5 separate regions of the Mus musculus genome follow, and regions 1, 3, 4 and 5 are each linked to region 2. Evidence: chromatin loops called from intact Hi-C (ENCODE). Cell type or tissue: left cerebral cortex. All regions are shown on one strand. Links, peaks and the distances in the headings refer to the core of each region. The heading gives the core; the rest is flanking DNA.

The links. A loop is a pair of places that touch in the nucleus more often than their neighbours do. Peaks named below come from ENCODE experiments on the same cell type or tissue, not always from the same donor. Only the 100,000 strongest peaks of a DNase experiment are listed, where the experiment ranks them.
Region 1: it touches region 2 in a loop (8-fold over the local background); 2 of 42 quality-filtered maps call a loop at or near these places.
Region 3: it touches region 2 in a loop (5-fold over the local background); 5 of 42 quality-filtered maps call a loop at or near these places.
Region 4: a loop joins it to region 2, with 2.4 times the contacts of the local background. A loop is called at or near these places in 15 of 42 quality-filtered maps.
Region 5: a loop joins it to region 2, with 2.7 times the contacts of the local background. A loop is called at or near these places in 15 of 42 quality-filtered maps.

The regions. Positions count from the first base shown.
Region 1 is chr2:119,473,589-119,479,620 of GRCm38, reverse strand. Ino80 (INO80 complex subunit) reads left to right here and starts at 1,934. Exons shown (of 36, transcript NM_026574.4): 1 at 1,934-2,242. In left cerebral cortex, for the core only: a CTCF peak has its summit at 2,925; DNase peaks (open chromatin) are centred at 1,638, 1,911 and 2,639; H3K4me3 peaks cover 2,779 bases; H3K27ac peaks cover 1,911 bases.
Region 2 is chr2:119,285,594-119,291,490 of GRCm38, reverse strand. Vps18 (VPS18 CORVET/HOPS core subunit) reads right to left here and starts at 2,749. Exons shown (of 5, transcript NM_172269.3): 1 at 2,361-2,749; 2 at 1,197-1,338. The coding sequence starts at 2,451. In left cerebral cortex, for the core only: a CTCF peak has its summit at 2,861 (motif pointing right); DNase peaks (open chromatin) are centred at 2,354 and 2,842; H3K4me3 peaks cover 1,914 bases; H3K27ac peaks cover 978 bases.
Region 3 is chr2:119,205,410-119,211,441 of GRCm38, reverse strand. It overlaps Dnajc17 (DnaJ heat shock protein family (Hsp40) member C17), which reads left to right and starts at 2,647. Exons shown (of 11, transcript NM_139139.2): 1 at 2,647-2,754. The coding sequence starts at 2,677. It overlaps Zfyve19 (zinc finger, FYVE domain containing 19), which reads right to left and starts at 2,722. Exons shown (of 11, transcript NM_028054.3): 1 at 2,259-2,722; 2 at 839-960; 3 at 611-661; 4 at 143-261; 5 at 1-44. The coding sequence starts at 2,312. In left cerebral cortex, for the core only: no CTCF peak of the experiment used is centred there; a DNase peak (open chromatin) is centred at 2,553; H3K4me3 peaks cover 1,984 bases; H3K27ac peaks cover 1,301 bases.
Region 4 is chr2:119,038,301-119,044,332 of GRCm38, reverse strand. Rpusd2 (RNA pseudouridylate synthase domain containing 2) reads right to left here. Exons shown (of 3, transcript NM_173450.3): 3 at 2,135-6,032. The coding sequence ends at 5,574. Among named protein-coding and RNA genes, the nearest start is that of n-TSgct7, 5.5 kb to the left of the region's middle. In left cerebral cortex, for the core only: a CTCF peak has its summit at 3,240 (motif pointing left); a DNase peak (open chromatin) is centred at 3,261.
Region 5 is chr2:119,032,122-119,038,153 of GRCm38, reverse strand. It overlaps Rpusd2 (RNA pseudouridylate synthase domain containing 2), which reads right to left and starts at 3,364. Exons shown (of 3, transcript NM_173450.3): 1 at 2,686-3,364; 2 at 940-1,236; 3 at 1-114. The coding sequence starts at 3,330. In left cerebral cortex, for the core only: CTCF peaks have their summits at 2,066 (motif pointing left) and 3,277; DNase peaks (open chromatin) are centred at 2,793 and 3,338; H3K4me3 peaks cover 1,249 bases; H3K27ac peaks cover 566 bases.

The DNA of each region.
Region 1 (6,032 bases), core at 358-5,357, 190 kb before region 2:
TATCAGCCCAAATGAGGTGCTGGGTAAGTGAAATGGAGGCAAACACAGTTCTCATCTGGGATCGATTATCTTGACAGGGCTAGTACTGTTACAATGAAACTGATCAGAAGTGGAACAGAGAGAACACATCCATGTAATTCCATTTTGGTTTTTTCCTTCGTGGGTACTGGTGGCACCTTGCCCAACTGGGCAGCTGATATGTGGGGGAGCGTATCCGGACAATTTTTCCGAATTGTCCTCCCTGAAGCCAAGCTCGTGGTGAGGGAACCATTTTTGAGCATTTGCGATTCCTTCCAATTTTGAAGTAGGGCAACATCAGGCTTTATGCCTCTCGAAACAGGATCTCTGCATCAGTACTGAGCAGGCTATTTTGGCAAAATAACACAAGGCTTTCTGGAGTTCTTCTTTCCACTTGTCTTCTCTCTTTAAAAAAAGATGGGCTTCTTTCTACTTGCTTTGATTCTTGCAGAATTATTTTTGTAATTTAAAAAGATCGCCTGTGTGTATATATATCACACGCACACGCCACAGCATGTATGTGGTGGTCTGAGGACAGTAAGCAGGAGTCAGCTCTCTACTTGTACCATGTGGGTTCTGGTCTGGTTATCAGAATTGGTGACAAGTGACTGTGTCTGCTGAGCTGTCTAGCCAGACCCTCTTATAAAGTGTTACTGTTAAACTTTGTGAACATTTAAGGTCTTGTTTACGGACACTTTTTCTCCTGAACTTAAAGCATATCGAGGCCAAGAAACATTAAAAAAAAAAAAAAAAAAAAAAAAAGAGCCGGGCGTGGCAGCGCACGCCTTTAGTCCCAGCAAGCGGATTTCTGAGTTCGAGGCCAGCCTGGTCTACAAAGTGCGGTTCCAGGACAGCCAGGGCTACACAGAAAAACCCTGTCTCGAAAAACAAACAAACAAAAAAAAACAAGACATTTTTTAAATAATCATTTTCTAGACTTTAATTTTAAGCAGTTCAGTTCCAAAGGATGCAACTTGGACCCAACTGGAGTTGCACAAGGCACAGTACAGGCAAAACAGATAATATTAAACAAGCGATTCTTGCAGAAAACGAAAGGGTGAAGTCCAACAATTCTATATACGTCTTGGAAACGAGTGGATTAAGTGCAGAAGACTGCATGATGGCGCACACTGTAACCTCAGTCCTCGGGAGGCTGAGGCAGGAGACATCCCCCGAGCTTGACGCTAGCTAGCCTGGGCTATTAACCAAACCCAGACAAAATAACCATGAAACAACCGCCCCGCCCCGCCCCGCCCGCCCCAGCTCTGCGGTTGCTCGAGTGTGGGCAGGGCGACTCACCCCACTGGGGAAATGGAAAGTGCATGGAAGGTGAAAGCGCCTTCGTGCCAACGGTCTCGGGCCGAAGGGGGACAGTGTCGTCAGGAAGACGACCAGGAGACGTCTCCAAGTTGGCTCTTACAAGGATCCATCCCCGCCCGAGCTGGCCTCGGGGTAGGCCAGCACTACCTGGAGAAAACTTCCAGCGACAACGCCAAGCAGTCCCTCCCACCTGCAGGACCAAAATGAGTCCCTGGTTTTTGGGCGGTTTCCATTGACGTTACTTCCGGAAAAGTAACCTTTCTGTGGCAGTTGCAGGGCCGCTGAGCTCTCGCGACATCTCCTCCCGCGAGATCTGCTTGCTCACTCTAGCGATGACATCCTCCTCCTCCTCCCCGTCGCCTTTCGGCAATCTTCGCCAGTCCCAGCCCCGACCAATCTGCACTCAGATAGTATAGATGAGGGTCTCCCCCAGAACCCCGGTCCGCGCGGGGCGTCGGGCGGCGGCAGCGGGGTACAAGCTGCACGAGGCCGCCCGTAGCGGCACGGTCGGCGGACACGGGCTAGCGACTAGCAGTGGGCGTGGGCGGGGCAGGGCTAAGCCGGCCGAGTACCTGCTCGATTGTTCTGGCCTGGCTATGGCGCCTCTCCTCCCCCCCGCCATGGCTCCCCGTGTCCCTGCTCCGCTCCTCTCAGTGAGTGAAAGTGGCCGCCGCCGCCGCCGGCCCAGCGCCCGCAGCCGCCTCAGCGCCGCCGCCATCTTGGGGTCCCAGGAGCCGCCGAGGGAGCGAGCTAGGAGCGTTCCCGTCCAACGCAGTCACCGTCCCTCGGCCTCCGAGAGCGAAGCGCGGCTCCACAGTCGGCGGGGCGACCCCCCCCTCCGGACCCCGCCCGCCCCCCGCCCCCCCTCCGCCGCCGCCGCGGCGGCGGGGCCCCTCGGCCCGAGGTGAGGTTGAGAAGACGTGGGCGGGTGGACGGAGGGGGTGTCGTGTAGGCCCCTGTGCGCCCCTCTCTGCGGGCGACGACTGGGCCGCTTCTTAAAGGGGCCGTCGCCCCCGGCCCTGGGGTTTGTTGGGGTTAGAGAGGATGGGTGTGGACACTCCCCATAGGGTTGGGACCTCAGAGACCTGGGCCTCGGCTCTCCTGTCGTGTATCTCTGGCTCTCCGGGGTTATGGGTGACCTCGGCCACCCGAGGAAGCCCGTGGAGCACCCACACGTGGGGAGTGTTAGGCCAGGTGCACGTGGGACCCGGTGGGGCGGTGTCGCTCTAACACGTGTGTGGGTTTGGGAGTGGGGAGGGGCAGGGCGGAGGCTTGTCGGGCTGGACCAGGAACCGGACGAGGGTTCTACCTGTCAATTCAAACGAATGAGATCTATGGACTGGATAGAGTATCAGTTTAATGGGGAGCGAGCCACGGTTACGGGCGAATGATGCAAGTTGCTAGTTGGTGTTAGACGGGGACAGGCTAACACGTGCACAGACTTAGAAATGTGTCTGTGACAGCACTTCTGGGTTTTCGAGGCGTTTGCAGTGCGTCTCAGCAAGTGTCATCTTACTTTGACAATTCCTTCTTGAGCTTGCTGATGAAAAGTACTACTTCCGTAATCACGGAGGATGGAAGCCCCCTACAGTTTAGAAGTTGGATATTGCCGAAGAAGGCGTTTAACTATTTTAGTTCAGAACCAACTGTGCTCAGGACTCTTTGATTTACATTCTTGTACTTCTTAGGACTCGGGAAGGAATTTGGAGGTTGAACTCCTTAAAACATCGCTGATGATCAGCTTAGTTTTCCCAGTTAGTGATCCATGATTTACATCCCTAATTTTCACTGTGGGTTATTGATGCTTCCTTTCTTCCGGTCGTGTCTTTTTTTTTTTTTTTTTTTTTCTTTTTCCTGTTTGTTTTTTGTTTTTGGCCTGGATGGCCGGGAACTTGATATCCTCCTGCCTTAGCGTCCATGGTGCTAAGATTATAACTGCACTTCCATCTCTGGCTTTTTTTTTTTTCCCCCGAAGGAGTAACATCTTTATCAGATATGATTGCAGCTCAAGTGAATCAGGCACAGTTCAGAAAATTTCAGTATTTGCAGACTGTACACCTATCACCACCATTTAACATTGACTTTAAAAGAAGGTCTAGAAGTTTCTTAAACGTCACTTTTTCCTCTTCCCACAACATTTGGTAACAATCTATTTTCTGTCTTAGATTTTTTTTTTTAAATGAGACAGGGTCTCATAATGTAGGTCTGGATGTCCTGCAATTGACTATGTGGAGTGGGTTGCCCTGCAGCTTACAGAGATCAGTCTGCCTAAGCTTCCTGAGTGCTGGGGTTAAAGGTGTGCAACCCTGCCCAGCAGATGTGCTATGCTTGACATTTCTGACTTACCTAAAGGCATGCTCAAATATGTACCCACATTTTACCAGCTGCTTTCATGTAACATGTTTGAGATTTATGTATGATATAGCATGTAAACTTTGTTGCTTTTCTTTTATTGCTGTTACTTTTTTAAAAAACATTTTGTTTTATGTATGTGAGCCTGAGTATATGATGTACTTATATGTATGCTGGAGCCCATGGGGGCCAGTTAGAAGAAAGCATCAGGTCCCTTGGAACTGGAGTTACAGGTGGTTGTGAGCCACTATGTGGGTGCTAGGGACCTAACCTTGGTCTTATGAGAGAGCAGTAAGCGCTCGTTAATGCTGAAATGTCTCAGCTCACCATTCTGGTTTTTTATGAGCCAGGGTAGTTTTGAATTCATAATTCTCTTGTCTCTGCCTCCTATTAAAGTATGGGATAATAAAGGTATGGGCTATCTGGTTTTCTTTTATGCTAGAAATTAACAAGCACCATCATTGTATAAAATAACCATTTGAGATTGTTGATTTGGTGGTTCTTTGCATAGGCTTTCGCATCTTTGTACTTATCCAACTTTGGGTCTAAAAACCTTCAAAACTTTTCAAAAAGCAGAACTTGAATTTGCTTTGGACCCAGCACTCTGATGAACAGGCTAATGAAGTGGTGTGTAGGCAAACTATGTTGAGGGCTGCCTCAGCTGCTCACAAGTCCTACTCTCCCTTGCACTGGTCTGAGCACTATTCACTTTACATCTGTCTCTTTTGTGCTGTGTCCTTAGGTCTGTGGTAGTTATAACTTCTGAACAGAAACTCCCACACCACCCCCATTTTACTATTCCCTAAACAACTACTCTCATCATGCTTATCTAGTGTCACATTTAAGCATAACCTAATGGTGACTTAACCTATGTGGAGGTGTGTGGATTATGTCAAACAGTGCATCGTTTGAGAGAGCAGCACTGGAACCAACCTCCAGGGTACTGAATAATCACTATGTACTCATGAGTGACATTTTGGAATTACGTATAGGACCATGTCTTTGCCACATAGCCCAGGAATATAGTAGTTCATACCTCGAGCATTTGTATAAGCCCACTGTATGTTTACATGACAACAGAAATAGCTCAGAGCTCAAGGTCACATTTCTCAAGAGTGTATCTTTGTCAGTAAATGATGTGTGTGCCTAGTAAAATCTGCTTATCTTCTTGAGTAGGGGAGGGGTAAGATAGGGTAACATAATGTTGTAGCCCAAGGTGACTTGGAACTTACTGTATGAACCACGGCATCCTCAGATTTTCTGCAGTCCCAGCTTTGAGCCACCTTGCCTGGTATCTGTCTGTATTCTAAAATGAATTTTGTTTTTAAGGGATTAAATTTGATTGTTTTAGTTTACTGTGTTCTTTCCTTTATATCAGTGGCTCTCAAACTTGTTAGTGCTTCAACCCGTTAGTTAATATGGATGGGTCTTTATGTTGAAGTGACCCCAATCAAAGTTATTTTCTTTTTATATGTTTTATCTATTTTTTTAATGTATGAGTACATTGTAGCTATCTTCAGAAACCCCAGGAGAAGATCAGATTCCATTACAGATGGTTGTGAGCCACCATGTGGTTGCTGGGAATTGAACTCAGGACCTCTGGAAGAGCAATTGGTGCTCTTAATCACTGAGCCATGTCTCCAGCCCCATAAAGTTATTTTCATTGCTACTTCATAACTGTAGTTTTGCTACTGTTATGAATTGTAATTTAAATATCTGTTTTCTGATTGCTTTAGGCAACCCCTGTGATGGGAGGGGTCAGACCCACAGAATGAGGACTATTGCTTTACAACTTGAAGAAAAGATTTCAAACCAAGTTAAATAAAAATACACACACACACACACACACACACACTTACTTTTATTTAGTATGTGTATGTATATGTACATAACATATCACAAGTGTGGAAGTCAAAGGAAAATTTGCACAACTTGTGGGAGTCTTCTTTATTTTCCTACCATGTGGGTTCCTGAGGGTTTGGAGGCAAGTTTCTTTGCCCCTGTAACCATGTTCCAGTTTTCAAACCAGTTTTGGACATAGTCTTTTTTTTTTTTTTTTTTTTTGATAGGGAATGTGAGTAGAAAAAAATTTCTCTGACTGGACTGGTGTGTGCCTCAGTGATAGAAGACATATTCAGGGCCTTGAATTTGATCCCTAGCACCACCCTCTGCCAAAATAATAATAATAATAATAATAACAACAACCACAACCCAAAACACTGGCAGTGCCTGCTTATAATTTGAATAGATAGGAGCCCAAAGCTAAGAGAATGAAAAGTTTTTTTCTTTTTTTTGAGACAGGGTTTCTCTGCTTAGCCCTGGCTATTGGCTATTCTACAACC
Region 2 (5,897 bases), core at 1-5,000:
AAAGATGTGTGTGTACTACTACACCCAGAATAGAATATAATTTAAATATTCATCTTATTTAATTGTGTGTGTGTATGTGTTCTCGCGCATGTAAGCAAATTCCAGCCCACTGTATTTTTTGGGATAGGGGTCTCCCACTGAATCCAGAGCTCACCAATTTGGCCAGACTGGCTAGCCTGCAAGTTCCCGAGACTCACTTGTCTCTAATGCACTCCAGAGCTGGGGTTACATATTTGCCGGAGTGCAGCTTTTTACATGGGTTCTGGGGATCTGAAATTGGGTTCTCACACTTACAAAGAAAGCTCTTTCCTGGCTGACCATCCCTGAAGTTCTTGCTGGGTGCACTGCTTGTGGGCTTTGTATACACTCGCCTTTCTTATAAATTGTCATCTTACTCGTTTCTAAGAGGTTTGTTCCTTTTTTCGTTTGTCTGAGACAGGGGTCTCACTATGCAGCACAGCGCTGGCTCCCAATCTTCCTCTGTCAGCCTCCCGAGTGCTAAGACTACAGGCATGTGCCACACACTTAAGTCTGATTGTTTAAAACAGGCTCTCCAAACTTACAATGAAGCCAAGGATGACCTTGAACTTGAGATCCTCCTGCCTCCACCTCCCAAGCACTGTGTGCACCACCATACCCGGGTTCTGCTATGCTGAGTATCTAATCAAGGACTGAGCGTGCTCTGCAAGAACTCTCCCAACAGAACTCCAGCCTCACTTATCTACAGCATTTCATTTGCAGTGCCGGGAATCAAACCCAAGGCCTCAGGAATGCCAGGTACTCTATCACTGGGCCACAATCCCAACACCCGTTGTTCTAATAACTATTCGTGCTGGGATTCATCCTTGTGGGACAGAGGTCTAACTGTCTTATTCCAGATGGCTTATCCCAAATGATAAACAACGCTGTCAACACTTTTGGCAAATAGCGGACATACTTCAGGATTCCAGACTGTCCCAATGATCTGTGTGGCTAACTCTGGGAGGCTGAGAGCACCTTTCCCCCTGTTGAAAGACCAGAATGATTAGCTGACTCGTTCAACAGCATGGGTGGAATCTGAACATAGTTCTCTCTGATCTTCAGCCACCACACTGGTTCTCTTTGGGAAGGAATAGTGCATCTCCTGAAAAGCTATTGTGTCATTTGCTAAGTATGGAAAAAGACCCTAGTCAGCTAAAAGTCTCCAAAGATACTACCGGAGCAGTGTATCCTTGCCCAGGCTCATGCAGAGCTGATTGCAGGAGACCACGAGGCTAGTGATCCGCTCCGAGGGGGTGAAGTCAACCCGCTGCTTGGTGAAGATGGGCACCTCCTTCTCCAGGTGGGCACTTACATACCCTATAGGTGGGGAAGACAAGAGAAAAAGGCGTCCAGAGGGGGGTGAGGCACCCAGAAACCCAGAGAAACCCCAGTGTTAGCTGATACTTCTGCTTCCCAAGTATATTCCTACCCACAGGGTCTTGGTTCATAAAGAGTTCAACATGAAATAGTTTTCTGGTTGTCTTTATTGGAAGGGTCCTGGGCTCTTCCCACACTTGTGACAGTAGTAAGGGATTGGTTCTCTGTGCCTGAGATGAGGTTGTATCATGATATGCACGTTCCCAGTGGTAACGGGGGTGGGGGGAGACAGTACAGGGAGGATGGTTTTGGCATTCTCCCTTATGGTCTTTGGCCAAGAGAAACTAAAGTCCCTTCCTTGCTGTCCACACAGTATGGTTCAGTGAGTCTCCATTGTATGTAGAGAGTTCTGGGAACCCAGTCCTATCAGTCCAGTTCATAGGCTACAGTTGCTTTCTCGATAGTCCGCTGCAATATCATCATAGTGTGGGTAACCCTGCGCTGCTCTCCTACACTCTAAACTGCAGCCAGCTTTACCCCGGGACAATCATCTCCATTGTTCCTGTTCAGTAACAAAATTCCCTTTTGGATCGACCCTCCTTCACTTATAACATTCACGTTCCACCAAGTTCAGTGCTCATTCTGCCTCCTCTGCTACCTCAAGATGAAGTCTGGTGGGAACGAACACATACACAGACTCCAAAAGCTTTAAAAAAAATCCATAGAACAAGACACAGAAGCCTGGAACCTATATTCAGTTCTCCCAACTGCAGCCTATAGACAAAAGTAACAAGTACTTCCTTATCTGAGCCCAAGTTCCCTCTTTTGAAGGACCTTTGAGTTAAGGCCTAGATCACGAGGCTGTTCCTGTGGCTCTTTCAAACTTCGACCAATGACAAGCTGGGCAAGACAAGAAAGGCCTGGGGCTTAGATCCTAAACACACGCTGCAAGCTCTAGAGCTTCTCTCCCCCGTAAATGCTACCATAACAGAAAGGGGCAGAGGCGGCCTCTTCTAACTTACCAGAATGGGGGATGCCCACGCTAGGGCAACCAGTCTGCAAGACGGCCGAGCGGGACAATGAGTCCTCGTACTCATCCAGGATGGACGCCATGGCAATCAAGTTCTGGATCTCTGATCTGGGGGCTGGGGGTCACAACTGGGACCCCGGTCGTCCTGGATTTGCAAGTTGTGCTTCCCCAGCGTCTGACAGATCCTGAGAACCTTTTAAAAATTCTGGGGCCCTTTTCGCTTTCTCTGTGAAGGACGAGACGATCGAGGAGCCCCAACTAGTCCATGGCGCAGCTTTGCACCCCAGCTCCAGTCCCAAGAGATTATAGGCTCCCCTTAGCAGATCCCAGGTAATCACAACCTCGCCCAGGCAGCTCAGCTGACTCCCGCCCCCGTGACGCGTGCTTATGACGTGCTTCCGGGTTTTTCAGCCGCGAGTGTTAACTGGAGTCCTGGGCACCTGAGCCTCCACAAGGAGGCGTTGTCGGAGACTCGGCGCGGCGGGGGAGGAGCGCTTGCGGGCCACCCTGCTGCTGCAGTTCCTCATGTTGGCGCTAGGAGGCAGCCCGGGATTTCCCAGCGGCGTCCAGTAACAGGCTTGCGCGGATCCTAGGCTTCCGCAGCTCAGACTTCACTCCCTCAGACTGTCACTGAAAGGCCGGCGGTGCTCCTCCATCTGTCACACTACCTCCTGTTCCTCAATCGAATTGCTGCCTCAGTCCACCTTCACAGGCACAGGCAGAACAGTCTGAGTGTCCCTTCTTTCACCCCAGGGCCCCCTAGCTTCCAGAGGAAGTAGCTGAATGGGTCACAAGTGTGGCTCAGTGGTGCATAAGCACCTTGCCCAGCGGGTATAAGACCTGGATTTTTTTTTTTTTTCCTTACACCGCAAAAAGAAAACCATACAAAATTTAATCTCCAGCAGTGGGAAGGCTGAGGCAGGAGGATTACTAAGGACTGGGCTACAGACCCCCAGAAAACAAAACAGAAAGAAATTGACAACGCAATGGCCAGGTTAAGTAAGCTGCCTCATAGTAGCTCCTTAGTGTAGGGGGAGAGGCAAGGGTCACCGGGAAAACTGAAGCAGGCTACTTCCAGGCACTCTATACGTTGAGTGATGTTGACTGTCCTTGTCTAGCATGTGGGAAGCCTTAGGATCAAGCCCTAGTATCAGAAAAAGAAAAGGGGGTTATATATAGTCTTCAGGAAAGTCACGAGCGAAACCCTATAAGCCGTGTAATGGGGTGGAGAGGAAGCGGGGCTGGCCTTGGGCAGACTGTGGAAGCTATCGTGTGATCCACTGGAGGCTATAACTGGGGATAAGATCTGATGTTGGTACTGGGAAGCAGGTGTTTGAAAAGGACATGAGACCTGAGGCAGAAGACAGGCCTTATGTATCCATCCGGGAGAGAGAGAGCTGGGAAGTGGGAGACCATCTCAGAGGAAGGCACCAGAGACCTAGTGACAGGTTAGGTATGGCAGGCAGATGAAGGAGAGTGTGGGGACAGCTGGAGACCTGGCTGGTGGGAACAGAGGAGGAGCCAAATGAGAGGGGGTGGAGGTCACATGACTGAGCTCAGGGCACTGCTAGGGAACTTACTGGGGAACCCCAGCTTTACCTGTAACCTGCTCCAGGGCAGTCACCAATAACTAACTAGTGAATGTTTATTAGACATTTGCATAAACGAACTCTCTCATGGCTCAGTTTCTACATTTATAAAATGAGAAAAAAAAAATCTCTTAACGGTGTGCGGACAGTCGGATGTTATACAAATCACTGAGTGGTGAGTTTGTGTTTAAATATTACTAGTATTTAATAGCGGATTGTTGACTAAATTAAGATCCAGACCCGAAGAATCAAACCCAGCGCCTCACAGATACTGTGTGAGTGCTACATCGTGGGCTCCATCCTCAGCCTTGGATTTGCTGTTGAATTGAAAAGGTTTAGATTTTAATGAAATTGGAGACTATGGATCTAGCTTACTTGGCAGACAAGAGGGTTTGTTTAGTTTCATAGGATGAGGCCCTCAGCACAGCACAGAACTAGGTATGGTGACTATGGTCCCAGCAGTCAGGAAGTGGGAATAGGAGGGTTAGAATCTCAAGGTCAAAATTATAAAAGAAGCCGGGCAGTGGTGGGGCACGCCTTTAATCCCAGCACTCAGGAGGCAGAGGCAGGTGGATTTCTGAGTTCGAGGCCAGCCTGGTCTACAGAGTCAGTTCCAGGACAGCCAGGGCTACACAGAGAAACCCTGTCTCGGAAAAAAAAAAAAACAATAAATAAATATAGATAATAAATAAATAAATAAATAAATAAATAAATAAATAAATAAATAAAATTATAAGAGAATAAGAGAGAGCAGTGGGGGGGGCATGTTATAGTAGCATACATACTAAAAGATTGAAACAATACAGAGAAGGTTAGCATAGGCCCCTGTGCTTGGAAATTCTTGAAGCATTCAATTTTAAGAAAGAAAAAGAAAAAGGAAGGAAGGAAGAAAGGAAGGAAGGAAGGAAGGAAGAAAGAAAGAAAGAAAGAAAGAAAGAAAGAAAGAAAGAAAGAAAGAAAGAGAGAGAGAAAGAAAGAAAAAGAAAGAGAGAGAGAGAGAGAGAGAGAAAGAAAGAAAGAAAGAAAGAAAGAAAGAAAGAAAGAAAGAAAGAAAGAAAGAAAGAAAGAAAGGTAGGTAAAATTTTTAAAGAGGAAGAAAAAGTTCATCTTTGACTGTAAGAACAAAGTAGAGGCCAGCCTAGGCTGCATGAAGCCTTATTTCAAAACCAGGGAGGGCTGGGGAGATAGCTCCGTGGGTAAAGTGCTTGCTGAGGAAGGAGTCACAGCAGCCACATTAAGGCAGGTATCTGGCAGGGTAAGGTGACACACACCTTTGACCCCAACAGAGTGATTAAAACAACAAAGCAAGCCTCTGAAACCCCAGCACTGCTGTGAGACAAGACAGGTGACTCCCAGCACCGACTGACCAGCCAATCTAACAATGAGGGAGTTCCAGGCCCAGGGAAGAATCTGTTTAAAAATAGAGTTGCCAGGCAGTGGTGGGGCACACCTTTAATCCCACGCAGGCAGATCTCTGTGAGTTCCAGGTCAGCCTGTTCTACAGAGTGAGTTCCAGGACAGCCAGGGAAACCCTGTCATCGAAAAGCAAAAGCAAAATAAATAATTAAAAAAGATTTTTAAAAAATGTAGATTCAGGCACCTCTCCATGAATTCAAGTTCAGTCTGGTTTTCATAGTAAGTTCCAAAGGTCCTGAGTTCAATTCCCAGTAAGCACATGGTGGCTCAAAACCATCTGTAATGGGATCCAATGCCCTCTTCTAGTGTGTCTGAAGACAGCTATAGTGTACTCACATATATTAAATAAACAAACAAATATATAAAACAAGCAAACAAACAGTTCCCTGAGCCTGAAGTGTATAGGTCTGGATTCAAGCCCCAGCACTGACAACAACAAGACTGGGCCCAAATGTCAGACTGTTACCAAGTAGAGGACAAGAGATAACAAAACAACTGATTTGGGGGATCTGGGGAGTGGAGAG
Region 3 (6,032 bases), core at 338-5,337, 80 kb after region 2:
TGCGGCTAGCCGTGCCTCTATCTCGGCTTGTGAGGGTACTGACTCTGCAGTTGGAAGGGAGAAGATTTGTAAGGGCCAGAGGAAGCTCAGACCTCACTTCTGGTATGTGCCTTTAAAGGTCCCCTGGCCCACTCCCACTCACTAGGCTTGTTTTCCTGACGAAGCCGTGCTAGGCGCTCAGCGATGGCTTGGTCTTTGTGGGTCAGGCTTTGGCTATGGGAAGTGCTGGACTTTTTCTTGGCTTCCAAGGCTGCCACACGCCTGGGTGAATATGAGGTAGAGACCCTTAAGGTTAAAGAGAAGACTGATGGCACCCATTCAAATCAATCTGGGCCTCTACAGGCCATCTTCTGTGGCCTCTATTCATGTGGTACCACAGCCTAACCCAGATGACCAGCAGGAGGGTATGCCTGACAGGGAAGGAGCTCCCAAATGCCTTTTCTGATAACTGGTTAATGAGCAGCTTTCAGGATCCAAGAGGGAAGCCAGGAGCCTGGAGGTGGGCATTCTCTCTGCCCTGCACCCATTTGCTCTGGAGACTGGAAGGAGAGATGTGGTAGTGGTGTCCTTGTTTCTTCCCAGCCCCACTTGTCTTCTTCTCAGCACTTACTTCTTATAGTTCTGAGGTGGTGACCACTTGGAAGCATTGTCAGAAGACCCTCTGGAGAAAGGACATCAGAGGACAATGGTGTCAGAAGTCCTGCCCTCCTTCCCATTGGTAATTTCTACCCCAAATACTTCCCAGGCAGACCTCTGGCCAGGGCGCACAAGGCCACAAGGCCTGACCAGATGCTTATTGTCATGTCTGTCTGAACCCTTGTCAGAGCCCATCTCTCACCTGGTCAGGATTGTGTGGCACTGCTTGCAGACTTTCTGTTGTGTGTTGCCAGCCCGGGGTACCAGAGCGCTGAAGCTAAGACAGCCGTTACAGAAGGCTCGGCCACAATTCTTACAGCCATACTATAAGAAACAGGAAGCAGGAGGAAGCATGTCTCACCCAGCCCCGATGGCTCTTCTCTGAGACCCTCTAAGCACTCACAGAAAGAAGGAAGTGAAGTTGTGACCAGATTTTGAAGGAAGGAGGAAGAGTGGTATCCCTAGGGTTCTGGCCGAGATGGGTTCAGCAATTCCTTGTTTCCGGAGTCTTATTCAAATTAGATAAAACTTCAGGCAAAATTCACATGCTTTCTACCATTTTCAATTTCTTACCATGGGGGTGTAGTGCAAAGACAAACAAGGCCCAGTGTGTCAGGTCCCTGGCTTGTCAACAAAAAGAATCAGAGTTGGGTGCAGATCCCGTGCTTTCTCTGTTCTGGTAGAGATGGTGGGAGGTTCGCCTCAGGATAGGGTTGTAACAATAGCTTCAATTATTAAGTACTTAGTGTGTGCCAGGCACTAAGCCTGCACCTTAAAATTCATCATTTGTTATAACCATCATCACTTACATACGTCATCATATTTGATCCTGATGCCCACCAGTATTATCTCTATTTTAACAGGGGCCAGTGAAATTACATGACCGTTCAATTAGATCATTCTTTGAATAAGACAGGGCAGCTGAAATTTGAACTCTGACACCAAAATTGATATGTAAGTGCTCCAATCCTATACACCATGAATTCGTCCCATTTACTTCCCTTGCAGCTCACAAGGGGAATGTGGTTGAGAAGAAGGCTTTTTCATTGTGCCCTGGGGAGAAAAGGGCAAGCTGTGGACGGGGCAGGTTTCAGAACAGAGAGCAACCGGCATGCATGGGATGACTTTAAAGACAGAGATGGAGAGAAGGGGAGTGGATAGAATGTAGGTGGAGATTTAAAAAAAAAGTGTAGCTTTTGGAAACTTTACAATTTCTAGGGTCTTTTCAGCTACAGCACCTCACCGAAGCTACTTTACATTTTCTTAATTTACATTATTTCTTTGTGAGTGTATGCGTGCAGACATATGCATATCATGGCATGTGTGTGGAGATCAGAGAATAACTTTCAGGAGTTCTCTCCTTCCACCATGTGGGTCCTGGGGTTCGAACTAAGGTCATCGGGATTTGCAGGAAGTGCTTTTACCTCACTGAACCTCATCAGACCATCATCTTAACCCGGAAACGGGTGGGCATCCGACCCACTTTACAGAGAGGTTAACCGGGTTACTTCATCAAAACCACACAACTGAAAAGAAGCCGTCAAACGGTCTTTAGCCTGCAACTCCCTTCCCTTCGCCCCGCGTCCTCCCTTGGCCCTTCGGCTTTCTGGGAGTACACTCGCCTCCTTCTTGAAGAGGGTGAACTTGACAGCACAGCCGTAGCACCTGCTCTCCATAGCAGTTCTCGGCGCTGCAGAATTGGTAGGTTAGCCTCTCACCAGCGCAGGGTAGGCCTCTCAGACCCTCAGGTTGTGCAGCCCAGTCCCACACGCCCATCGGCGCTGTCCAGGGGCGGCCCAGCGCGGAGAATTCTGACTTTGCACTCACCAAGGCGGGGCGGCAGCGGAGTGGGGCATGCTGGGAGTCGTAGTTCATTCTCCGCAGCGCGCTCCTCCACAGCCAGTCAGACGAGAATCGGAAGGCATCATCCCAGGAGGCTTAGCGCGCTTTTGGGCCGGCTCGGAGCGAGTAAGCCCCGCGCCCACGCACACGCTCAGACTCCTGGGAGTTGTAGTATCAATTCAAGTTTGGACTAGAACCATGGCGGTGACCAAAGAGCTCTTACAAATGGATCTGTACGCGCTGCTCGGCATTGAGGAGAAGGCGGCAGACAAAGAGGTGAGAACTTGATAGGCAAAGCAGTTCTTCGGTCCTCGCGTCAGGGCGCGCGCCTGGCTCCGGCTTTCTATGCTCCGCCCTATCCTGGACCCGGAGCGAGGGACGGCCAATGACTAAAAAGGGGGCCTCCGGGCACTTCCTGAAAGGCTTGAGGACTGGGTTAGGGAGGGAGGCATTGAGAACTCTGAACTGTGTGACCGTGCTGTCCCTTCTGCCACACTGTTTGGAGGCCGGTTGAACCTGAGAGCCCAGGCCTGCTTTTTTGCGCCTGCGCAGCATCAGTTTGTACGCTGAACGTTTTACCTGTCTGTCTGGAGGTGTTTGGTTTTAGTCTGTTTTAACTTCAGGGGGATCCTAGGAAGAAAAGTCTCTAGGCTCTAACTCCTCCCCTCAGCCCCTCTTCTTTTTCTGGATTTGACGTTGAGGCCTAGAACCTAGAGGCCTCAGTTTTCTTTTCCTCTTTTTAAGTATCAGATGTTCCAATGTTGTCAGTGCGTGCTGCTTAGCGGGTTAAACAAGAGGATCAGAAGGTTAAAGCAGGTGGTGTGGGGGTCCACTTATCTCAAGTGCTGTACTTAAGGTTTCTGTTATTTACTCTTAGATTGTGGTGGCAATAGTGACAGTACACGCAGGGGAGTTCATTGGATAAAAAGTAATGCCCACCGGGCTGGGCATAGTGATCCAAGCCTGTAATGCACTTGGGCGCTGGAGGGAGGAGAATCAGGAATTTAAGGTCAACTTCAGTTTCTTGTGGAGTTTAAGGTCAGCTGTCTTAACGTGTTTAAGGTGGGGGGGGGGAAGAGATCCTTTTTATTTATTTATTTTTTCGAGACAGGGTTTCTCTGTATAGCCCTGGCAGTCCTGGAACTCACTTTATAGACCAGGCTGGCCTCGAACTCAGAAATCCGCCTGCCTCTGCCTCCCCAGTACTGGGATTAAAGGCATGCACCACCACCGCCCAGCAAGAGATCTTATCAATGCTCTTATACTTCTGGACTGCTTGTCCAATGCTTGAGTGTCAGAAAGAGTGCTCTGGGGCAGAAAATCAGGGTGATTGGATTCTTCAGTAAAGTTGTGGTCATCCTGCTCAGAAAGCTTCCTGAAGATTTGGCTGAAGTCAAAAATGGATGTAGAAATAAATACTCGTAAAGCACAGGCTTTCTCTTTGCAGCCCTGGCTGTCCTGGAACTCACTCTGTAGACCAGGCTGACCTGGAACTCAGAAATCCACCTGCCTCTGCCTCCCAAGTGCTGGGATTAAAGGTGTGCGCCACCAATGCCCGGCTCTCTCTCTCGCTCTCTCTCTCTCTCTCTCTCTCTCTCTCTCTCTCTCTCTCTCTCTCTCTCTCTCTCTCTCTCTCTCTCTCTCGAAGAAAAGTTGATGTAGCCCTGGCTGTCTTGGAACTTTCTATGTAGATCAGGCTAGTTTTTCCGAACTCACAGCGATAAATCTGCCTCCCAAATGTTAGGATGCCCCGTGCCCTGCTTTTGGGATCCAGGCTTTTTACCTGAATGCTTAGGATCCAAATTCAAATCCTCTGCTTACAGAACAGGCACATTACAGACTGGGCCAGCTCTCCAACCCCAAATCATAATCCTCACCACCACCACCTGCTGCTTCTTCCTCCTTCTCCTCCTCTTCTTCCTCCACCACCTCCTCCTCTTTCTATTATTGTGTGTGTGTGTGTCTCAGACAAAAAAACAGCACAGAGACCCTACTTAAAAAATATAAACGGGGTTGGGGATTTAGTTCAGTGGTAGAGCGCTTGCCTAGCAAGCCCAAGGCCCTGGGTTCGGTCCTCAGCTCCGGGAAAAAAAAAAAAATATATATATATATATATATATAAACAACGAGGGGGATGGGGTGGTTGGAGAGATGTCTTTGCAGTTAAAAAGGCTCACAATACTTAGCATACTCTTCCAGAGGATATGAGTTTGGGGCATCTGTAGTCAATAGCCTCTGCAGACATCTGCACTCATGTGCATACATACTCCCACATACACTTAGACATATATTTTATTTTATTTTATTTTATTTTTTTTTTTTTAAGATTTATTTATTGATTATATGTAAGTACACTGTAGCTGTCTTCAGACACTCCAGAAGAGGGAGTCAGATCTCATTACGGATGGTTGTGAGCCACCATGTGGTTGCTGGGATTTGAACTCTGGACCTTCGGAAGAGCAGTCGGGTGCTCTTACCCACTGAGCCATCTCACCAGCCCTAGACATATATTTTAAAAAGAACCCAACTCAGTTTAGTTGGCCCCCTCAGTGAAGTTTTGTCTGTTACTCCTCAACCCCTATGCGGGATATGAACTTAGGACTTTGCTAGGCAGATGTCCTATTGAGCTCCAACCTAGTCTTTTTGCCTGTCACTCTCTTTCATAGCAGCTGACTCCCTCCTTTACAGCACTTTACACCAGTCTGCAGTTAGTTCTATTGTTATAGTCTTTGTTGTTGTTGTTGTTGTTGTTGTTGTTGTTTTTGAGACAGGGTTTCTCTGTATAGCCCTGGCTGCCCTGGAACTCACTCTGTAGATCAGGCTGGCCTCGGACTCAGAAATCCACTTGCCTCCCCAGTGCTGGGATTAAAGGCATGTGCCACCATGCCGCCGCGCTGGTTAGTTCTATTGTTATTTGCCTAATTCCTCAATACTTTCTGTGCTTCTACCTCTTGAGAAGCAGATCTGGGGGCTGGTGAGATGGCTCAGGGGTTAAGAGCCCTGACTGCTCTTCCAAAGGTCCTGAATTCAATTCTCAGCAACCACATGGTGGCTCACAACCATCTGTAATGGGATCTGATGCCCTCTTCTGGTGTGTCTGAAGACAGCAACAGTGTACTCACATAAATTAAACAAATAAATCTTAAAAACAAACAAATTATTTTATATTTTAAATTTTTATTTTCGCTTTAGTTTTATTGTTTTTAATTAGGCACGTGTGACTGCGTATGTACACATGAATGCAGGTGCCCTCATTGCCCAGAGGAGTGGATTCCCTGGAACTAGAGTTACAGATAGTTTTGAACCACTATGTGGGTCCTGGGAATTGAATCCAGGTCCTCTACAAGAGCAGCAAGGTTTCTTAACTGCTAAGCCATCTGTCTAGTCCCTATTATATTATTTTAAAGTGTGTGTGTGTGTATGTGTGTGTGTGTGTGTGTGTGTGCGCGTGCGCGCGCGCGTGTGCATGTAAGTGAGATCTGGAATTACAGTCATGAGCTACCTGATATGGACGCTGGAAGAGCCATTATATCCTCTTCATTTTTTTCAGCCCT
Region 4 (6,032 bases), core at 613-5,612, 250 kb after region 2:
AAAAACCCAGAAAAACAAACAAACAAAAACTATGGTCATTATTAGACCTGCCATTAGACTTTAATAAAAAAGGATCTGGGTGTGGTGGCACATCTGTAATCTCAGCCCTTGGAGATCAGTTCAAAGATATCCTCAACTATTCAGTCAGTTTGAGGTCAGCCTGGGCTATGTGAGACTCTGCCTTTAAAAAAAGTCGAGCATAAGTTTGTATAAGTATATATGTGAATTTTTGGTTGGTAGGTTGGTTGGTTGGTTGGTTGGTTGGTTTTGGTTTTTGAGACAAAGATCCAACTGCCTCCAGAAACCAAAAAATAAAAAATTGTGGAACCATCATTCATTCATTCATTTTTTTGGTTTTTCGAGACAGGGTTTCTCTGTAGCCCTGGCTGTCCTGGAACTCACTCTGTAGACCAGGCTGGTCTCAAACTCAGAAATTCACCTGCCTTTGCCTCCCAAGTGCTGGGATTAAAGGCGTGCACCACCACGCCCGGCTTTTTTTTTTTTTTTTTTTTTTGGTTCCACAATTTTAAAAATATTTTTGTTGAGCATAAATATGTATATGTATTTTTGATTGGTTGATTGGTTTGCAAGTAGCATTTCTCCATAGTTTCTGCTTCAAGTTCCTGCACTTCCTTCTCTAGAGGTTGGACTGTAACCTATGATCTGAAATACACCCTTTCCTTCCATAAGTTGATTTTGGTGAGAGTGCTTTATCATAACTGAAAAGAAACTAGGACAGAAGTCATTTTCATCAACAAGCATCCCTACCCCTGCGTGCTGTACATCCCCATCCGCATCCATCAGTCTGCTCTCACTCATCTCCTGGGTTTTTTTTTTTTGGTTTTTTTTTTTTTTTTTTTTTTTTTTTTTGTGAGACAGGGTTTCTCTGTATAGCCCTGGCTGTCCTGGAACTCACTTTGTAGACCAGGCTGGCCTCGAACTCAGAAATCCGCCAGCCTCTGCCTCCCGAGTACTGGGATTAAAGGTGTGCGCCACCACGCCCGGCCCATCTCCTGAGTTTTACCAGCTTCTAGGATTTGATGGCTTGTTTTGGGTCTAGTTTCTACAAATAAAAGATAGTTGAAGCTGGAGGAGGGGCAGCTACACACTTGTAACCTAAGCATTTAAGGATGTTGAAATAGGAGGAATACAAGCCCGGGCTATATAGTGGAGAGTCTCATCAACCACAATGAAAAAAAGCAGGTAGGTATTGTATTGTTAGTTCTTTTTCTTCTTTTTTTTTTTTTCATTTATTTATATGAATACACTGTAGCTGTCAGACACACCAGAAGTGGGCATCAGATCCCATTACAGATGGTTGTGAGTCACCATGTGGTTGCTGGAAATTGAACCCAGGACCTCTGGAAGTGCAGTCAGTGCTCTTAACCGCTGAGCCATCTTTCCAGCCCTGTTATTCTTTTTTTCTTTTAAATGTATTTATTATCATAAATAAGTAACTGTAGCTATCTTCAGATAGATCAGAAAAGGGTGTCAGTTCTCATTACTGATAGTTATGAGCCATCATGTGGTTGCTGGGATTTGAACTCAGGACCTTCAGAAGAGCAGTCAGTGCTCTTAATCGCTGAGCCATCTCTCCAGCCCCCTTGTTAGTTATTCTTAATTCATTATTTATTTTTATTCTATGTGTAGAAATTGTGCCCTTCCCCCAGCCTTGAGTGGGCTAGTTCAGACCTTTTTTGCAACAATCGGCTAGCCCACCTCAGGTAGAGTCTTCCAACCTAGGTGAAGTGTATTGTCCTACCATCTGCAGCTTCCTGCACGAAGTCACTACGTGTTGAGCAGCTGAGCTTGTCTTCCTGACAAGGTCCTGGCAAAGTGAGGAATGGCTTTTGCCCCCCTGTAAATTTCAGATCTTAGAATTAAACATTGAGCCTTGATCAGAGAACTTTGTCTTGGCTCGTTATTTCTCTCATCGCTCTTCCCATCCATCCCCAGCTTTCCTTTCAGGAACTCAGTAACCCATGGCCGCTGGCGGCTACAGGTGGCACCCAAATGAGGGATCTGATTATGGAAAGACCGACTGAGGGACATTCTTGGTGAAGCTCCACAGAAAATGAAGAAGATGGTATCCTACACGGTAAGCAACATACAGCATTAATGTTTATGCTATAAATTTCATCTTTTGAAGGCTGTTGATTTTAATGGTGCAAAAAGGATACAGGTTAAACTGAGTCAGCGTCAGCCCAATGCTGATATCAGCTAGAGGTTGACAGTGGAAAATGGGGCTGGAAAATTCTAAACAAACATTTGTCTGTAGTCAAGAACTGTATCCGATGAAAGGAGTAGGGCTTAAAATAAAATAAATAAGATAAAATAAAAAGAATAAAAAACAAAAACAACAAAAGGGAGATGCTAGATATACAAATGACATGAGAGAGATCAAGTGAAGGAAAATGGATTTCAGAGCTCTCCCAGGGACAGAAGGAAATCGGGAGACTTCTTGCTTCCTCTCTGGCCCCTACAGTAGGCATCCTTAGTTCTGGTTACATCAAGTTCCTTCCTTCTCTGCATTGTCTGTCCTTGGTGCACCAGTCTGACCATGTGTCAGTTTGTGTGTTTTTGTTTTGTCTGAATGACTGTCGTTCTATGTTTCATGTTGAAGAAAAACTGGTTAAAACTTTATCCAATGGATATCCATCTCTGATTCAGTCTCAGTTTGCACAGCAGAAGCTGTGCAACTTTTCATTAGTTAGATCACTGAAGAAAATGGCATCCAATCTCCCAGCAACCATTAACTGCCAGTAGCCCCTCCCTCACCCATGTTTAAATGACAGTGGACTCAGAATTGCGCCTGGCTTGCAGAGGTAACTACTGCTGCACGGGTGCAACAACCCAGCCACTCCCCACAGACTTTTTAAGGCACCCCTCCTTATCCTCTGGCTCTTCCCTTCTTTCCCAGTCTTCTCCCATATGTTCTGAGCCTGGCAGGTGTGATGCAGGTATCCAGTTTCAAGAGGCTCACTCCTGAACCTCTTGCTGCCATGCCTTTGTAAGTCAGGGTGTTTAGTTCTTACTCTCACATGAAATTACCGTGAGGCTTGTTATGAGAATACCAGGGTTTTCTCTCCTGATGATTTCCTGATTCATAACTACCAGTACTTGGCTCCCATTTTCTAAGGGAGTGAAAATAATCAACAATACCACTTTATTTTAAAGAACGGGAGGGGGAAATTACTTGAATTAGTAACAGAAAGGGAAGAGACTGATAAAAGAGTGAGAGGCGCCATCTACTGGATCAGTGGCTACTTCCAGCTTTGGGTGAGAAGGAGGTTTCATGTTTTTACCCTTTAAATCCTGCTCAAAGCACTCAAATCAACAGCAAGGTTACTTCACACTATCCTGAACTATTACAGGATATTCCAACCCCGAGTCCCTGGAAGACCATGAGAAAAGATTGATACAAAAATACCTAATTAAGACTAACAGCATTTACTGCTTAAGTGCTAAAAAATGGGTCTTAATCCTCTAGATTCAGCTTCAGGAAGACTCATTCCCTCTGTTGATTATGAACTTATCAGGGAAGAATTGTCAGCTGGTGATGCGCCACAGTCCTGGATGGTTATACATCAACAACTCTTTTAAGACGTAGCGCTGAAAGAATTGCAATGGATGGTTGTATGTTTGTTTGCTTATAGTCTATGTTTTATTATACACAAGAAATCTTCAAAATCCTGAGTGGCAGTGCATGTGTTTAATTCTACCATTTGGGATTTAAAAACAAAAACAAAAACTTCAAGGCAAGCTTGTACATGGCTGTCTATAACTCAAGCAATTGGAAAGCTTAAGAAAGTAGAAACTGAGTGTGAGGCCAGCTGGGATACTTAGTGATTCTGAGGCTATCCTGGCTACATAACAAGACCCTCTCAAGAAAAACAGAGAGAGAGAGCAGGAAAGATGGAGGAGGAGAGGAGTTACCCCAGATTCAAGGCTTACAAAAATGTCTGTGTGTGTTATTTTCTTTGTTTGACACAGGGTCTCAGTACACTCCCCTCTCCCACTCCACCCCCCCCCCCCGCCCCACATACACACAGAGGCAGCTTTAGCAATAGACAGACATTTTCCAATTATTTTGATGTGGCTAATGGCTGATAAAATGTGGTTTTGAAAATAAGAATGCGCTTCACATGAGAGAAGAGCTCATTTGGAGTGGAAAGACAGCCGTGATCACGCACAGTGCTTACCTGTGGAAGGCAAGGCATCATAACAGAGTCAGTGCTCTGGTGGTAACAGTCCTGACTCCAGGAAATCTGCCATTCTAAAACATGTTAGTTTTGTTAACTGCACTGCTTCCGTCTTTGTTATTTTGAGACATGAGTCTCACTATGTAGCCCTGGCAGAGGCCAGAAGAGGGGAAGGGTCCCCTAATGCTGGGGTGTCAGGTGGTTGTGAGCCACTCAAAGAGCAATGAGTGCTCTTAACCAGACCGTGTGTGTGTGTGTGTGTGTGTGTGTGTGTGTATGTGTGTGTGTGTGTGAGAGAGAGAGAAAGAGAGAGAGAGAGAGAGAGAGAGAGAGAGAGAGAGAGAGAACCAGAATCATTTTTGGATATTTTGTAATTGGGCTGTTAATTCTTTTGTTAAGATTTTATGTCCAGAATAAATAATAAACAACACAACAAAAAGAGTATATTCCACTGTGAGAAATTATATCACATGCACTAGGAGAGAGATGATCAGTAGAACAAACAGAAAAGAATAAGTGTTGGGTAGCTTGGGGGGCGTGGCACACTCCTTGAATCCCAGCACTCAGAAGGCAGATGCAGGTGGATCTTTGTGAGTTCAAGACCAGCTTGGTCTACAGAGCAAGATCCAGGACAGCCAGGGCTATACCAAAACCATGTCTCAGAAAACAAACATACAACAACAAAGAACAAAAGAAAAAAGAAAAAGACACAGATTGTCTGAGTCCATGCCTGTGGAATAAAGAATAAACTGTTTACCAGGAGTTGAGAGAGAGAAAAAGGGAAGAATGTGCTGTACAGTTTCCTGTAGGAATGAGAAATATGTTTTGAAATCTTGAGATAAGGTTGCTCTAGTTTGTGAATATAGTAAATGCCAACAGTGTTTATCTTAAAGCGGTTAATTTTATGCTATGTGAATTTTATCTCAATTAAAAAAAAAAAAAAAAAAAAAAAGCAAGGCATGGTGTTTCATACCTGTATTCCCGCTCTGGAGGCAATGTAGGAGGATTCAGGGTTCAAGATCTGCCTGAGCTAGAGAAACTCAGAAATACTAAGGGGCTTGGAGGTCAGTTGTAGAGCACTTGCCTTCTAATGGATCTAGATTCTATCCTAAGCACTGGGGGGAAGAGGGAAGGGATCGTAAGAAACCAGTAAAAATGGACATACAAGGTGTTAGAAAAAAATGATCTATGTACAGATCTGAAAGCCCCAACAAGCCAGAAGGAAGGAGGTAGCAGCAGGTACAAGCAAGGTTCCTTACTGTGAAACCTTGCTCTTCTCCAAACCTGAGTATCAACCAATGGGAGCAGTCCCTGTCTCAAGGCCCATCCTTGCTCCAATCCAAGAAGCCATTTTTCCAATGGTCACATTCCTCAGTCTTCTTGCCAGTCATCCCGTGCCCAGGCTGGGATGGGTGAGACGTACTCAAAGTCTGGCCCTTTATAGCGGAGGGCATGCAGGAACATTACGAGATCCTGGGGCAAGGGATCCTGTCGCAACACTCGGCACTCGGCACAGAGCGGGTCTGTTTCTTGAGTCACATCTGCTTTAGCTGCCTTCTCTGGTGTGTCCAGATGCTGAGGGGCTGCCTCAGCTATTCCATCTATCTTCTGGGCTGCTGTAGCCAACCCTTCCAGGCTGTCTTTAGCCAACTCTGAAGAGGGAGCTGTCGAGTCTATGAGCCCTGGCGTCAGGTCACTCTCACAGAGATCTAGCATACTCAGGCTTTCTTTGGCCTGATGTTCTGCAACCAGGTCTCGGAGCAGTTCCTCGTCTGTCTTTGGAATGTGGCCACCCTGGCCTCGAGAAGGACCCCAGGCAGTTGAATTGTA
Region 5 (6,032 bases), core at 436-5,435, 250 kb after region 2:
GGGATCCACACGGCACACTCCTACCTTGTAAGACACCACTAAGATGGGTTCCTTACAAATTACCTCCTTGTCAGGGAACTCCCCTGCAACCCGGCATACATACTCCTTCTCCAGCTGCACAGGAGGAAAGGGGAAAAAGTCAGTCCAAAGTGAATACAGAGTCTAAATCCTCTCTTCAGGTACACCAGTGTATCTGAGAGAGGAAGATTCAAATTCTAACACCAGCGTTGTCAGTTTCACCACCTGGGTAAGTTACTTAAACTCTATACATCCCATATCTCATCTAGAAAGTATGAAGTCAGGGCAATGGCTCCACAGTTAGGATCACCTGCTGCTCTCCCAGAGGACCTGGGTTCAGTTCCTAGCATCTACATGGTGGCTCACAACCATCCCTAACTCCAGTTCCAGGAGAGCTGTTCTCATTCTAACCTCTGCAGGGGCATGTGTGCACGCGCGTGCGCAAACGAACACACACACATACACATACACATGCAGAACACTCATATAAACTAAAATGAATACATAATAGAAATTCTTTTAAAAAGAAAATATGAACTGAGAAAACATTTACCTCACGGGGCTACCATAAGCGTTTCATAAATTGGGTTCTAATGTGTTGGGGATTAAGTCTGGCGTGTGCTCAATGAGCGAATTATGATCCAGATGCAGAGCATAATCACCACCAGTAAGAATCTTACTTGCACCTCTTTCAACTTTATCCTACTAAGTGAGCTCTCTTCAAAATCTTAACAATGTTTAATGTTTCCAGAACAGCAAACTACCAGGGCCATCTCCAAAGCCCTTCTGAAGCATACAGGATAGCTGTCTTTGGAACTTCAGGTGCTGAGCCTCCTCAAAAGAGGAAGGTTGTAGATGCCCCTCAATCTACTTTATGATTCCTCTGTGTTCCAGTGTACAGCAGGCAAAAGCCTGACTCACCTGCCGATCCCGAACCTGCTCATGGATCTTCTCCGAGACTGCAGCTGTCTTCGCAAACATGAGCACTCCTGAGGTGAGGCGGTCCAGCCGATGCAGTGGGTGTAGCTCTTTCAGTTGGTGCTCCTTGCCTAGGATGAAGATGACCGTGTTGTGTCGGAAGCGGCCACAGGGGTGCACAGGAATGGAGGACGGCTTGTCTATAACAACCACATCGTTGTTCTCAGCTAGCAGGTGGATAGGCTCTGCTGTGACTGGTGGCTCATGTCTGTGCACTGTGTTCCGCAAGAAATCATTGTCCTGTCAAAAACATACGCAACATCAGCCTGGGACCAGCAACCTATAGATAGTCAGTCACCCCAGCTCCTCAGTTCCTTACTGACACAGAGGAACGGTCACAGTAAAGCCTTCAATAGAAAAAGAAGTGGGTGTAGTAAGATCTCATTTTGTAAAAATATACACAGGCATACAGCTAGTTTTGAAAAATATACAAAGTTGATTGAATTTCTTGGTGGTGAGAATGAGTATTTTTGCTTCTTTATATACTCTTTACAATAAAGTTGTATTTTAAGATTTTTCATTACATTCATTTATGTGTGTACATGCATAACAGCGGCACACGCAGAGACAAGAGGTTGTGAGTCTTAGTGGCAAGGACCTTTACCTACTGAACATCTCACCATCCTGACAGAAATATATTTGAAAGTAAATGTCTTTTAAATAGAGAGACAACCTCTACTAGTTACGAACAAACAACACAAGTTCAGAGCTCTAGGCTCTACACACAGATTTGATACAAGCTCACTACATACTCTTGGGCAAGTCATTTTAACGCCTCTAGGACTTGGTTTAAAAACCTATGGTTTTCAAAATCTGTATGGGGAAGGTTATTTCCAAATCCTGAAATTCTCCTTTTCTCCTTACAATCTCTGTGAGCCAGTGTTAATGATAGTAGTCTCACTGAATTTAAAAAAAAAAAAAAAAGGCTGGAGAGATGGCTCGGTGGTTAAGAGCACTGACTGTTCTTCCAGAGGTCCTGAGTTCAATTCCCAGCAACCACACGGTGGCTCCCAACTATCTGAAATGGGATCTGATGCCCTCTTCTGGTGTGTCTGAAGACAGCTGCAGTGTACTAAAATAAAATAAATAAATCAAAACAAAACACCTGCCTAGTATCTATCCCTGACTTCCTAATTCTATACACATGGGAAACGAGTTTCAGTGTTAATATGAGCGCACACTTTGGGAATCGTACTGTTGCCTTACTTTGAGGTTCAGTTTGGTCACAAAGGGGAGAAGAAGCAATGCAAACTCCCCAAAGTTGCCACTTGAGTTTAATGTTAGAGTGCACAAAACGCTTAACTTTGTTCCTGATACAGTTAAGAACACATAAATGAGGTCTCTATTATTATTTGTACAGAGATATATCATGCAGGGTAGAAAGTAGGCAGTGCCCTTGCCACAAGGCAGATATTAAAGGAACATGAGAATTTCCATTTTGTTTGTTGGAAACAAACAGCCTTGCTGGCAAGGATGATCAGGTTAAGTTCTGGAGCGTGGGAAGGCTATCTAACCTACTTGGGGCTGTGGGAAGCGGGGACTAAAAGAGCACCAAGAGAAAATGAGATTGTTTCTGAATTACCATCACTTTACTCCCATACTTATAAGGTGTGTCTGAGAAAACAAACAAACAAAAAAAATCCCAAAACCTTCCCTCCTTTTCTCAAAGCTAGTTCCATCAGACACCACCTTGAGCACGATGCTGAGGTCCTGGACTGGTTCCTCGTTGAGATGCAGGCGTCCTGCCCGGACAGCGGCCTCGTAGTAAGACAGTGGCTGGGATCGGAACTCGGTGCTGAAGACGTGCAACAAGCTGCGGCCCACCCAGCGACCTTTACAGTAGGTCTGGAAGTCAAAGTAATAGGGCCGCACCTTGCGCAGGCCGCCCTCGAAGTAGTAGGTAGTCTCTGCGAAGTGCTCATCGCTAAAGCTCACCCCGGTGCGCCGTTTCTTCGGAGGCGGCACGACCCGTTCCCCAGTGGCGCCCCTCCGCTTTTTCCTCTTGCCTGAGTCGGCGACTGGAGCTGGGGTCTGCTCTCCGTTGCTCGGGAGCTGCCCTTCGCCTCCCTGGGCCTGGTCCCCGCTCTCCGGGACCTGCTTCCCTACCGCCGCCGGCTCCAGGCGCTCCAGGAGCGGCTCTCCGCTCGTGTTGCTACCAGCATCTCCATTTGGCTGAACCAAAGCCTTCAGCCCGCCCGCTGCCTCGGCTTGCGCAGACAGTGCCTCAGTCATCGCCTTCCCACAGCTACCCCAAGTCCGGACAAAGCTGTGGGACCAGAGCGCCACCTGCCACTGCACAATGTCCCGTAGGCAGCCCGGGACACCCCGCCACATGACAGCACGGCTAGCCGCTTCAGGGTCGCAATCTGATGGCGTCACAAGGTAACAACCAATCAGGAAGATCCCAGTACAGAGGCGGGTTTGCAAGAAGGGAAAAGTGAGTTGTTTTCAGAGTTAGGTGTCTGAGGAAGTCCTTGCTTGGAGTACCCTTATGCCCAAGGTCACAGGTAGACTCATTGAAGAGATCAGATGGTATTTCCTAAAGGAAATCTTCGGGAGTGCTCCACATAAAAGACTTGAATGGAGATGATGGTACACATTTCAAATAGATAAGCGCTATTTTCCTGGGTCTGTAAAAAACGCCTAAAAGTGTACTTAAAAGAGGCAGAGCCCGCAAGGTATCGCACACCTGTAGCTCAGAAGGAGCATCAGGAGTTTCAGTTCTATGGTTATTCAAGAGTGTGTCTCAAAATAAAAGCAGACAAGCAAAAGAATAGTAATTATTATTGTTTTAAAAAACGAATACAAGGCAAACAAGCAGGAAAAAAGTACCAATCAGAATGAAAGTTGCTACAGCTATGACTGTATTAGTACCAATTTGTCTACTTTGCTTTTACTTTTGAGGGACAGTGTTGGAGAATCCTAGAGTATCAAGCACTCGTTCATTTAAGTATACCCAGTACTGCTATTGTATGACTTAAAGGCTGCATATTATAGTATGTTACATACCTTGATAAAGCTATTATTATATATATTATATATTACATATTATATATAATTGTATATGTACATATGTATTATAGACATACTCCCCAGAAGCAATTTTTTTCACACCTGCCCTTCCTGCTAACAGCATGAAAAGAACTAGAGATTGCCTATTTGACTTCCATGAACTCTTATCCAGAACCACTTGCACATTAGAACTTCAAATGGATCAAAATTTTATTGCCAAGGTCTTATGTGTGTATGTGTGTGCCAGTTGCATGCACTTGTATGTATGAGTGTGTGCAAAGGTGAGAGGTCAACCTCAGATGACCTTTCTCTGGTGCCGTCCATTTTGTTTAATGAGACAGGGCCTCTCACAAGCATGTACTGCAATGCCCACCTTTTTAATGTCGGTTCTGGGGATCGAACTGAGGTCTATGTTGCATGACAAGCACTTTACCAACTGAGCCTAGCCCTTCCTTTATCTCCCTAGCCTGCTAGGGTTCTTAAATGCAAAATGCTGAAAACTGCACTGGCTAACTTCATCAGAGCAGGGATTACTGGGAGGATGTTAGTACTTCATAGGATTCATAAAAGAGTTGAAGTATAGACTGAGGAAAGAGACCAAATCAAGGCAAGCAAGGCCTCTGAAAACTATCTGTTGCTGGAGAAGAACCCCACTTGGGATGCTGCCACTGTGAGACTTGCTGCTGTGCCAATTACTCTTTGCCCCCACAACCCTTTGTCCCTTGAAAATCACTAAATATATCAGTCTCTTTGTGATCCTATCTCAAGATCTGGAATCCTACAAGGGAGCCAAACTTCCAAGAGGGACTAAATCTGTCTTTATTTTACAGAGTGCCTGGCAATAGTCAGTAATCCCATTATTCTTCACAGTGGGATTTCTCCAAAAAATGTAAATATTTGATTGCTAGTGTCTAAAAACAGGACAAGTGTCTAGTCCAGTTCAAGTATGTGAGCATGAACTTTCTCATGGGCGTTTACTATACAAAATGTTAATGTTGGCTTAGACTATTCTTATGCATTAGCCTTCTGGAGAAGATCAAGAGATGATTTTTATCTAAATGCTTCTATATATCAAAAGTCCCACAAAGGGAGGTGGACATAGGAGGACCAGAATTGTTAGGTCATCTTTGACTAAATAGAGAGTTCAAAGTTATAAACAAAAATTTCTGGGGGGAGGATATGGGGGACTTTTGGGATAGCATTGGAAATGTAAATGAGGAAAATACCTAATTAAAAATAAAAAGGTATTCAGACAATGAAAAAAAAAAGTCTCACCAAATGAAGTGAAGGACAGAAGATGTCCGTGTGGTTTTACTACAGATCAGACTGAGATACCTGAAGCTGTAGAAATCTTTATGCTGAATGCCAGATTCCTAATTACCTGCTTTTTAAAACAGAGGTTGGATTTTACACTGGCTGTGAATACCATAGAGCAGAAGTGCTTAAAAAAGAAAACACTATCTCTTGAGCATGTTGCCTTATTAAGAAATTTACATTGAGGGCTGGTTTGCACCTTTTAACTGGAGATATGACAGAGAGAGAGAAGACAGAGAGAGAGAGAGAGACAGAGACAGAGACAGACAGAGAAAGACAAATAGAGACAAAGTTAGGGAGAGAAAAAGAAGAAACTTACAACGAGGGTAGCATTTTATCCAGAGAAACTTATACATCAGCAGGGTTTCTGCTTCATAGAGTTTGTACAAACTCAGCTTGACCTAATCACAGACACCATGAGTCATAACCACGATTGCCCCTGAGAAACGTCAGTTGATTTTTGCCACATAGTTTCCTAGTAAGTGTACGTAGACCAGGCCATATGTGGAGCTTTGTAACTAGATCCCAGTGCAGTCAATGTCAGATGACATTGATATTGAGTTAGGCAAACCAGGTATTTTCTACCTGGAAAGCACTTTTGCTGTGTACCAGAATATACATTTTTTTGGCTGAAATTACAGGTATCCACTGGCCTTATTGCCAGAAAGGACCACACTTGCACCCCCAAGTTCCTAATAAATTGCATTGTA